Linked DNA regions of Homo sapiens: regions 1 and 2 are each linked to region 3. A link is a contact called in ENCODE Hi-C or POLR2A ChIA-PET data. All regions are on one chromosome and are shown on one strand. Each heading gives the region's core, a stretch centred on a gene start or an enhancer-like site at or near the end of the contact. The rest is flanking DNA. Distances are from core to core; before and after follow the strand shown.

The links. Hi-C counts contacts between places; a loop is a spot of excess contacts on that map. ChIA-PET counts read pairs that join two places held with the same protein, here RNA polymerase II (POLR2A). Pooled maps may share reads with other maps.
Region 1: a map of naive thymus-derived CD4-positive, alpha-beta T cell shows a loop between it and region 3 (11-fold over the local background). The contact joins the promoter of TIPRL here to the promoter of MGST3 in region 3. A Hi-C loop is called at or near these places in 1 of 168 maps with a recorded cell type or tissue (naive thymus-derived CD4-positive, alpha-beta T cell) and 7 of 50 pooled maps. POLR2A ChIA-PET finds 5 or more read pairs at or near these places in 1 of 52 experiments (OCI-LY7).
Region 2: a loop to region 3 is called in a map of B cell, with 16 times the contacts of the local background. The contact joins the promoter of DCAF6 here to the promoter of MGST3 in region 3. A Hi-C loop is called at or near these places in 3 of 168 maps with a recorded cell type or tissue (B cell, CD4-positive, alpha-beta memory T cell and naive thymus-derived CD4-positive, alpha-beta T cell) and 12 of 50 pooled maps. POLR2A ChIA-PET finds 5 or more read pairs at or near these places in 1 of 52 experiments (activated naive CD4-positive, alpha-beta T cell).

What each region holds. Positions count from the first base shown.
Region 1 is chr1:168,177,642-168,180,341 of GRCh38, reverse strand. It overlaps TIPRL (TOR signaling pathway regulator), which reads right to left and starts at 1,380. Exons shown (of 7, transcript NM_152902.5): 1 at 1,161-1,380. The coding sequence starts at 1,264. RefSeq lists enhancers at 1,149-1,268, 1,256-1,757.
Region 2 is chr1:167,935,289-167,938,046 of GRCh38, reverse strand. DCAF6 (DDB1 and CUL4 associated factor 6) reads right to left here and starts at 1,364. Exons shown (of 22, transcript NM_001198956.2): 1 at 1,039-1,364. The coding sequence starts at 1,135. MPC2 (mitochondrial pyruvate carrier 2) reads left to right here and starts at 975. Exons shown (of 6, transcript NM_001143674.4): 1 at 975-1,108; 2 at 2,149-2,314. The coding sequence starts at 2,206. RefSeq lists silencers at 959-1,198, 1,229-1,298, 1,899-2,068 and enhancers at 1,479-1,788, 2,239-2,348.
Region 3 is chr1:165,629,972-165,632,671 of GRCh38, reverse strand. MGST3 (microsomal glutathione S-transferase 3) reads right to left here and starts at 1,438. Exons shown (of 6, transcript NM_004528.4): 1 at 1,379-1,438. RefSeq lists enhancers at 764-933, 1,987-2,517 and a silencer at 1,364-1,603.

The sequences.
Region 1 (2,700 bases), core at 131-2,630, 2.5 Mb before region 3:
ATCTGCTTCTCCTCCTCCTGTGCTTCTCATCTTGTTCAAAGGCATACGATACATGCAAAAATCCAAGCCAGAGATCTTGTCATCAGCATAGACTCTTCCTTTTTTATTTCTCCTCCCATCAGCTGGCCATCCCAGGGACTTAATCTTCTAAAACCTATCTTTTCTCTTACTAACTGGTCTCCTTCCCATCCCTGCGGACCTGCAATCCAGCCTCAACATGGCCTCCAGAGAAATCTTTCAGAGCGTACATCTGATAATGCAGCTCCTTTGGATAAAATTACACCCAGTGGTTGTCAGATAAAATTGAAAACTCCTTAGCCAGGCATAAAAATTCCCTCAGTATCTTGATTCCCCTGGGGCCTACCTCTCATCTCTCACAACACCCCCTATGGTACCTCACGCTCCAATCACACGGACACAGCTCTTTAAACACATCACAGCTTTCACTCTCCCTGAGCCCCCAGCTTTACATGCGTCCCCTGATTCCCCTAAATTTTGTCAAGATTCAGCCCAGGCATCAAAAACGCATCACAACTCACTCTGCCTGACCTGATGGCATGTACCTATCCACCGCCCCCCGCAACGGTTTTATAAAGATTCAGTTCAGGCATCCCAATTTCCCAGATGGTTCGAGCCCCTAAAAGACCTCACATCACTCCGTGTATACATCTTCATTACATTTATTCACGCTGTAATATAATTGTCTGTCTCTCTCACGAGACTGTGAATTGAGGCGCACGTTGTCTTTTACATTTCCTATCTCAAGCGCCGGGCACAGCACCTGACGTGACAGAAACCAAACTTATAAATCATCCCCGTCATTAACCCCTAAGAAAACAGGCAACAGCCACCCAGAAAGAAAGGTGGTGCAGGCTGAGGCAGGAGGAGACGTTTGGTGAGGGGAAAGTCCACCAGAACAGTCACACTCTACTCAAACCCAGGCGGATTGACAGTTGACGAAAGCAGCGCCTGGCGATCCCCAACCAAAGGGCCCGGAAGTGTGACTGGATTATTTATCGAAGTTGTCAATCAAAGGTCCGGTCCGGAGGGACCGAACCTCCGCCTCAGGGAAAAGGGGAGGGGCTGCACAGAGTTCGCCCTGCCTCCCGCCCTGGGCCAGCAACCGGCCAGCGCCCAGACCCCGTGCCCCGAAGCCTCACTTCTCCACATCCGCCGACTTCATGATGTGGGTCTTGGACGCCGTCAGCTTCCAGGGCCCGAAGCAGAAATCCCGGTGGCTGCTCTGGAAGCCGTGGATCATCATGGCTGAGGCAGGACCCGCAGAGGCCACAAGGAATAAGCTGAAGCAGCGGCGGCGGCGAACACCGGTTCCTCCGCCTCCCTCCGGCCCAGCCTCCTAGGCTTCCGAGCCGTTACCATGCCCGGCCCCGCCCCCTGCCGGCCGACCCGGACGCGGGCTCTGCTTCCCGTCTTCTTCTCCGCCTCTTTGCTTTTTGCTTCCGGGACTAGTTGCTCTTGTTGCGTGACCCACGTCTTACGTTCCGGCGTTCCGGAAAAAAGGAAAAAGGAGAAAGTCAGAGGGGCGGCACTTGGGTTGCAGAAGGTGTGGTTAGGAACGCACCGCCCTCTTGAACTCGTTGGGTGACGTCATCTCGAAGGATTTTAGGGACTGCCAGGGAAGGGGATGACGGTTCCAACTTGATCCTTACAGACCTCAAAGCAGTGTGATTACCTCATGTGTTAGTGAATCGTGTTACAGAGGAAATTTTTCTGTTTTGAGGTCAAAAAAAGAAGTAATCCCACAGAGTTTAGGAAATCCAGCACCAACAAGATTTAGAAGTGGCCATCTAGCCACTCTTGACTATGACCAACTCCTATCAAAAATTGCATCCTCGTAGATATGCGAAGACTTTCCATGGTCTAGTTGCTATGTAGGCACCCAGTATAGTGAAAACAACACAGCTGACTTAGTGCTAAATCTCCATTTGCAACACTATTGTGTGAATCCTTGGGCAAAGCGCTTCTCTAACGATTTTAGGCTTCAGTTGCCTCAAAATGAGATGATTTTGTTAATGGAAAAAAAACAAATTCTGTAAAAGGTTTTAAAGAGATTTATTCTGAACCAATATGAGTGACCATGGCCCAGGGAATAGTCCCAAGAGGTCCTAACAAAGAGCATCTGAAGCGGTGGCATTACTCTTTGTTTTATACATTTTAGGGAGTTGGGAATTGCAGGTAAAATAAGTCAATATATGGAAGATATACATTGGTTCAGGCTAAGGAAGTGGGATGTCTTGAAGGAGAGGCTTACAGATCATAGGTGGATTCAAAGATTTTCTGATCGGCAATCTGTTGAAAGATTTAAGCTTTAGTCAGGCGAGGTGGCTCCTGCCTATAATCCCAGCATCTTGGGAGGCCTAGGTGAGAGGATTGCTTGAGTCCAGGAATTTGAGACCAGCGTGGGCACCAGAGTAAGCCCTCATCTCTACAAACCGTGTTAATTAGCTGTGTATGATGGTATCTGCCTGTAGTCCCAGGCCACTTGAGAGGCTGTGGTGGGAGGATCTCTTGAGCCTCAGAGGCTGCATTGAGCCATGATCATGCCACAGCACTCATGCCTGGGTGAGCGAGACCCTGTCTCAAAAACAAATAAAAACACAGGCCAGGTGCAGTGGCTCAAGACTGTAATCCCAGCACTTTGGGAGGCCAAGGTGGGTGGACCACCTGAGGTCGGGAGTT
Region 2 (2,758 bases), core at 115-2,614, 2.3 Mb before region 3:
ATGCTAACTTTTCTTAAATAATTTACAAACCAGAACTGTTGGTTGTAATGAGATTTCATTTTCTTCTCTTTACTTGAAATCAAAAACAAATGAGAGCAACAAACACTTTTTAACTAGCAAGTGGCAAAACTGGAAAGAAAAAAATTTTATGATGTTGTTTGCCGTATCTCCAAATAGAAAGAAAGAGTAATGAAGAGTATACAGGAAGAAACAAAAAAGACCTTTACTAAGTACGTCCATTTTTAAGAAACCAAACTTTTTAGTTGACTCGGGCGTGACCTAGAATCCTCAAAAAAAAAATGTTATGCAAAACGAAAAAAGTGGAATACTGTTCCCCCAAGTACTGAAGGTTGTTTTTAGAAAGCTTAACTACGAAACTGTAAATGCCAAGTGTGTTTTCCAGGGGTGGGAAGAGGAACGTGAAACCCTACACCACCTTTAAGCGGTCAAAACGAACTGAAGAGCAGAGTGGAACTGGGAGAGCGCGCGGGGGTGGGGAGAGCTCAGCTATCACTTTTAGGTTTTGGCTCAGCGCCGCAAAAACAGTTTACACGGATTCTGTCTGGAGCGTGAAGTCCCTGAGGGTGGTCAACGCGTCGCAGCCGACACCTAAACCCTCTGGAGATTGAAGGAGAGGGTGGGCAACAACTTAGGTTCTTCGGCTGAGCGGGGAAAGCGCGCTGGAAAAGAGCAAAAGAGCTAACTTTTGCTCTAAACGCGGCAGCTCCTGGAGGTTCCGCAAGTCTCCCGAGTCCCAACCCATCAGCGACCCCAACACCTTTACAAGCCAGTACCTTCTGCCCACGGCCCGGCCCTCCGAGAAAAACCCAGCAAGGGCGGCGGCTGGCAGCATGCACAGGGGGCTTGACTGGGGGAGGCACCGGCACGGAATTCGGCAACCAAGGCCCCACCCAACACCCCAGAGTCTCCGGGCGCCCCCACCGAGACGCCGTCCCACCTCCAACAGACCCGGCAGCGTGCCCCCTCCCCCACTCTAGGCGGCGACCTCAGCGCCTCCGCCCCGGGGCCCCCGCTCACCCAGGTAGCGACTCCGCAGCCGGGACGGGTCCTCCAGCCCGAGGGACCTTTTCCTCACGTCCCACAACAGGTGTGGGTAGGAGCCACCCCGAGACATGGCTCTGCCTGAGCCGGGTGGGAGGGGAGACCACCGCGTGGGGGAGGGGAGGAGGGGGAGGGGACACCCGTTTCAACACCCGAGCCGCACCGGCACCATCCGCGCGCCGGGCCTCCAGGGCGCAGCGTTAGATGGCGGTGGCAGCAGCGGCGCCTGGGCCCCTGAAGCCCGGCCGCACCCGGGCCGGAGCTCGCCTCATACTCTCCTTCTTAGACTAACCAGAACATCCAAAGATCAGCAACAGTCTCCTCCCTCAGCCCCCCTCCAACAGGAGGAGGCGGAGGCGGAGGCGATGGCGACTCCTCCCTCTCCTCGTCCTGGATACCCTCCCCGCCAACCCTTTCTCGCGAGATGACGACCACCCTGGGGACTGAGGCTGGTGTGTGCTGCGGCTGCCCTCACCCTGGAAGAATGCATTCGGGCCACTCTAACCAGATCCTTAAGTCGCTAGGGATAAAAGACGAGTAGAGAGAGAAGCTACTCAATTCTGTAGTCTCTCGCTCACGAGTCTCCAGTGAAAAGAAGCAAGAGAATTGTGCGGCATCATCTTTAGGCACTGAAGGCCCAAAAACCCATTTTAACTACGGGCCTGCTTAATCAAAGTGAAAGGGCAGTAGAACCAGCGCAGCTTCACTTTCCCTTCTCCAACATGGCCTCGAGGGCATGGGGAGAAGGAGGAGGTTTCCGCTCGACCCCGCCCGCGCCTCGGGGCGGGCCAATCATGGCGGGCAGCTCGGCCTGCGCAAGCGCGCTGCCAGCAGGGCGCAGCGCAGACTTGGTGAGGTGATTATTTTGGCACCTGTTGCCATGGCTCCTCCCTCTCTCCTGCCGGGGGCCGGAGGCGGACCGGGGGCTGGCAGTCGGCAGCCTCCGCCCCCTCAACCTTCGCGGGGCGCGGGCCGCAGCTTTTCGGTTCACAGCGGGCAGGGAAAGCCGCGGGAAGGGTACTCCAGGCGAGAGGCGGACGCGAGTCGTCGTGGCAGGAAAAGTGACTAGCTCCCCTTCGTTGTCAGCCAGGGACGAGAACACAGCCACGCTCCCACCCGGCTGCCAACGATCCCTCGGCGGCGATGTCGGCCGCCGGTGCCCGAGGCCTGCGGGCCACCTACCACCGGCTCCTCGATAAAGTGGAGCTGATGCTGCCCGAGAAATTGAGGCCGTTGTACAACCATCCAGCAGGTAATGGACCCTGAATGGCTCCTTATCGAGACCTTCCTTCTCGCTTCCTCTAAAATGGACCTTTTAGAGGCCCTCTGACAACTGCCTCTAGAGGCATCCACAGCCCCAATCCCTTCCCTTCAAGTGAAGCCGTCTACTCTCCTAGCCTGTGCATTTCACCCTCTCTCCTGCAACATCTCTTCCTAAGCCAACGTATCTCAAGTCAGCTCCCTTCCCCACCTATGTGACATCCGCTCCCTTACGCACGACTCCAACCCAAACCTGATCTCCAGATTTGAGCCTTCTCAACTTCTGCGGCCACCAAACTGTCTGGGGCCACCATGAAACACTCATTCTCTTTCTCTTTTCGAATTGTGGCATATTAACCCACTCTAGGCAGAGCTGGATGGGTGGTTTGTCGCACTGTAGGGTTTGGAGTAAAGGTCACTTTCTTCAGCTGCTGCT
Region 3 (2,700 bases), core at 189-2,688:
GGCGACAGTCTCCCTGCAGATTTATATATAGTAACATTGGTTAAAAAAAATCACTTGACAAAGTTTTCTATTTCCGTAACATTGTGTCAGGAGGGAAGCTTAACGGAAAGTCTTCCCAGGGATGAAAGTATTTGTTTCTATTTTATATGTTAGTTTTAACTCCTTAAATTCATCTCCTATGAGAATAAACATTCTTGATCTGACTCAATGTGCTCTCTGAATTCACTGAAATAAAATATAGCCTGTAACTCTGACCAATAACCTGGGGTGCCTCCCAGAACTGCTGGCTCCAGGTGATCTACAGATTTCCCAAGAGAAGCGCTGCAGCTCCTACCCACCAGCAATCTAAAATCTGCAGCAATTCCGCAGGACCACACCTAGGCCCAACAGCACATACCTGCAGAGCCGGAAGCGCCTTCCCCTCCAGGGCATCTCCTGTCCCCAGGGAAGGAATTAAAGTTCTAACCCCTGCCTCTCCTTCTACCCATCCTAGTATCTGCTTTTCCTTTACCTCGTCTTCCACACTTACTTGCCCCCGACGCTATTATGTAGCTTGTAAACTCGTGACTCTCAAGGAAAGTATCAGCAGAAGCCACAACTTCGGGGAATGACTCACTAAGGAGTCTCCAGCGCCTTCCACCGCCCTGCAACTGCCCCACTACTGTAGCCCTACGGCTCCGTGCTGCCACCCCACATAAAGAAGGGGCATTTTCTGAAATCCAAGGAAGAACCTGAAGAGTCCCCCACCCGCCTAGAGGCGTCTCTTGCTCTAAGTCAGCGGTAGGAAATGACCACCTTCCCAGTACAAATGGACAAACGATTCTAAGAGGCAGGAGGAAAACAAACACAATTCCTTCAGAGGCTCTCCCGACCGTCCCTAGCAACACATCCCCACCGCAGCGGGTGCATTGCTCACAGGCCACTTCTGAAACCAGTGTTACTGATCAGGCCTGCACAACCACTCCCCCGGCAGTGTCCGGCTCGCCATCCTCTGCGCCGGAACAGCAGAGGGCAAGGTCGGGTGGTCTCCGGAAGGCAGAAAGGTGCCCCCAGACTGCAGAGCCCGGGGACAGCAGGAGAGGAAAGGAAGGAATGGAGGAAGGGTTGACCTTGAGAATTTTCCTGAGTTACACATAAATAGGTCGGGCCTCGCTTAGACGCTCCCAACCCACTCCACCAGGGAAAAGATGCAAGGCAAGGGGAGAGCAGAGAGGGTGGAAATTCAGATCGCTAATTTACTGATAAGGGTGGGGGGAGGTTAGAGACAGCGGGTCTCTATTCAGCTCGCATAGGCTGAAATATGGGAGTGCCCTGCGCAAAGGCTGAAGTGCCCCCGGCGGCCCGGTGCTCGTGGCTGCCCGCAGGTGCTAGCACTCACCTGGATCACCTTCGAACAGCTGGAGCAGAACAAAACTGCGCAGCGCGGTGTGGGTGCGGCGCCCTCGCCTGGGGCGGGGCTAGATGAGGCCAGAAGCAGGCCCCGCCCCAGCCGACCAGCGCGCGGCCACGCCCCCAAGGCGGGGCTCCTGGCGCTGGCGCGCGCTGTCTAAGTTGCCAACTCAGGGCCACTGGTTGGGAGGTGGAGGCCTAATTTTCTTCCTGCTCATGGTCGTCCAGCGATTTACTCCTCTCATTCTCAAAAACATATATCTACTCCCCCAGGTGCCTTCGTGGCCATCTTCCTAAACTGTCCCAGCCAGGTCATACCTCCCGGATTGGGTTTGCAGAACAGTGGGACGTGAATAATTTGTCCCCAGCAGAGCCACCGTAGCGGTTTTAGGCGCTCTGCTGTAAGGGCGAAGCACGGGCATGCAAGGCGCGTGCGCGAAAGTAGCCGCGCCTCAATCGATGTGTCCCTGAGGCGCGTAGCTGGGGCGTGGGCGGCGCTTGGTGTCCCAGGTTGCTACACTCCCGAAGTGAATGGATTTATCGCTGTTAGGGCCTTTTTGTTTAGGGCCTAACAAATATTGTTAGTTTTGCCGAGAGCTGGCGCCGAGCCCTGCCCTCGTGGTGGGCCGTACCCACGCCCCCTGAGCGCGGAGTCGCGTGGCTCCGGAGTTTTGTTTTTTTGAAAGGAGTCTCCCAATTGTCCGTGGAGTTTTTTTTGCGGCACATGGAGTCTCTGCCTTCGCGACCCAGACCTTTGATGTGAACACCTGCTCCCGTTACGCTCGGGTCCAGCGTCCGGGGCGGGGCTCGAGGCCGGGTGGAGGAGGGGTGGGGGCGGGGGTCTTGGTCTTGGGTGAGACCTGCAGATACGGTCGGGCTGAAGGAGTAGAACTGGCTTCTAAATGCCGGAAAATCCGAAGGAACTGACTGCAGAAGGCACGTTTCCAATTTTCGCGTGTTTTAAGTGCACCCTCCCGCCACCTCTCCTCTGGACATCCCTCATCCTTTTGAAGATTGCCACACCTGGGCCCCTCCTAGAGTCTCCTCTTTGGAGGATTCCTCACCTCCGAGAGAATGCTTAGGAACCCACCTGAATGATTCCAAGTTAAGGTGTGGAAAGGCAGAAATCTAGATTTTTGAAGGCTCTAGGTTATGTGTGTGTTTCTTTTTATTGGGTTGTCATATTTGCACATCTAGAGGTACTTTGAGAGCTCATTAAATCTTTACTGTTGCTGTTTCAGCAATTTCCAACCATTCTCATACTTTCTGTCATGTTGGGTTTCTGTCATGTTGGATGTAGAGAGGGCTTTG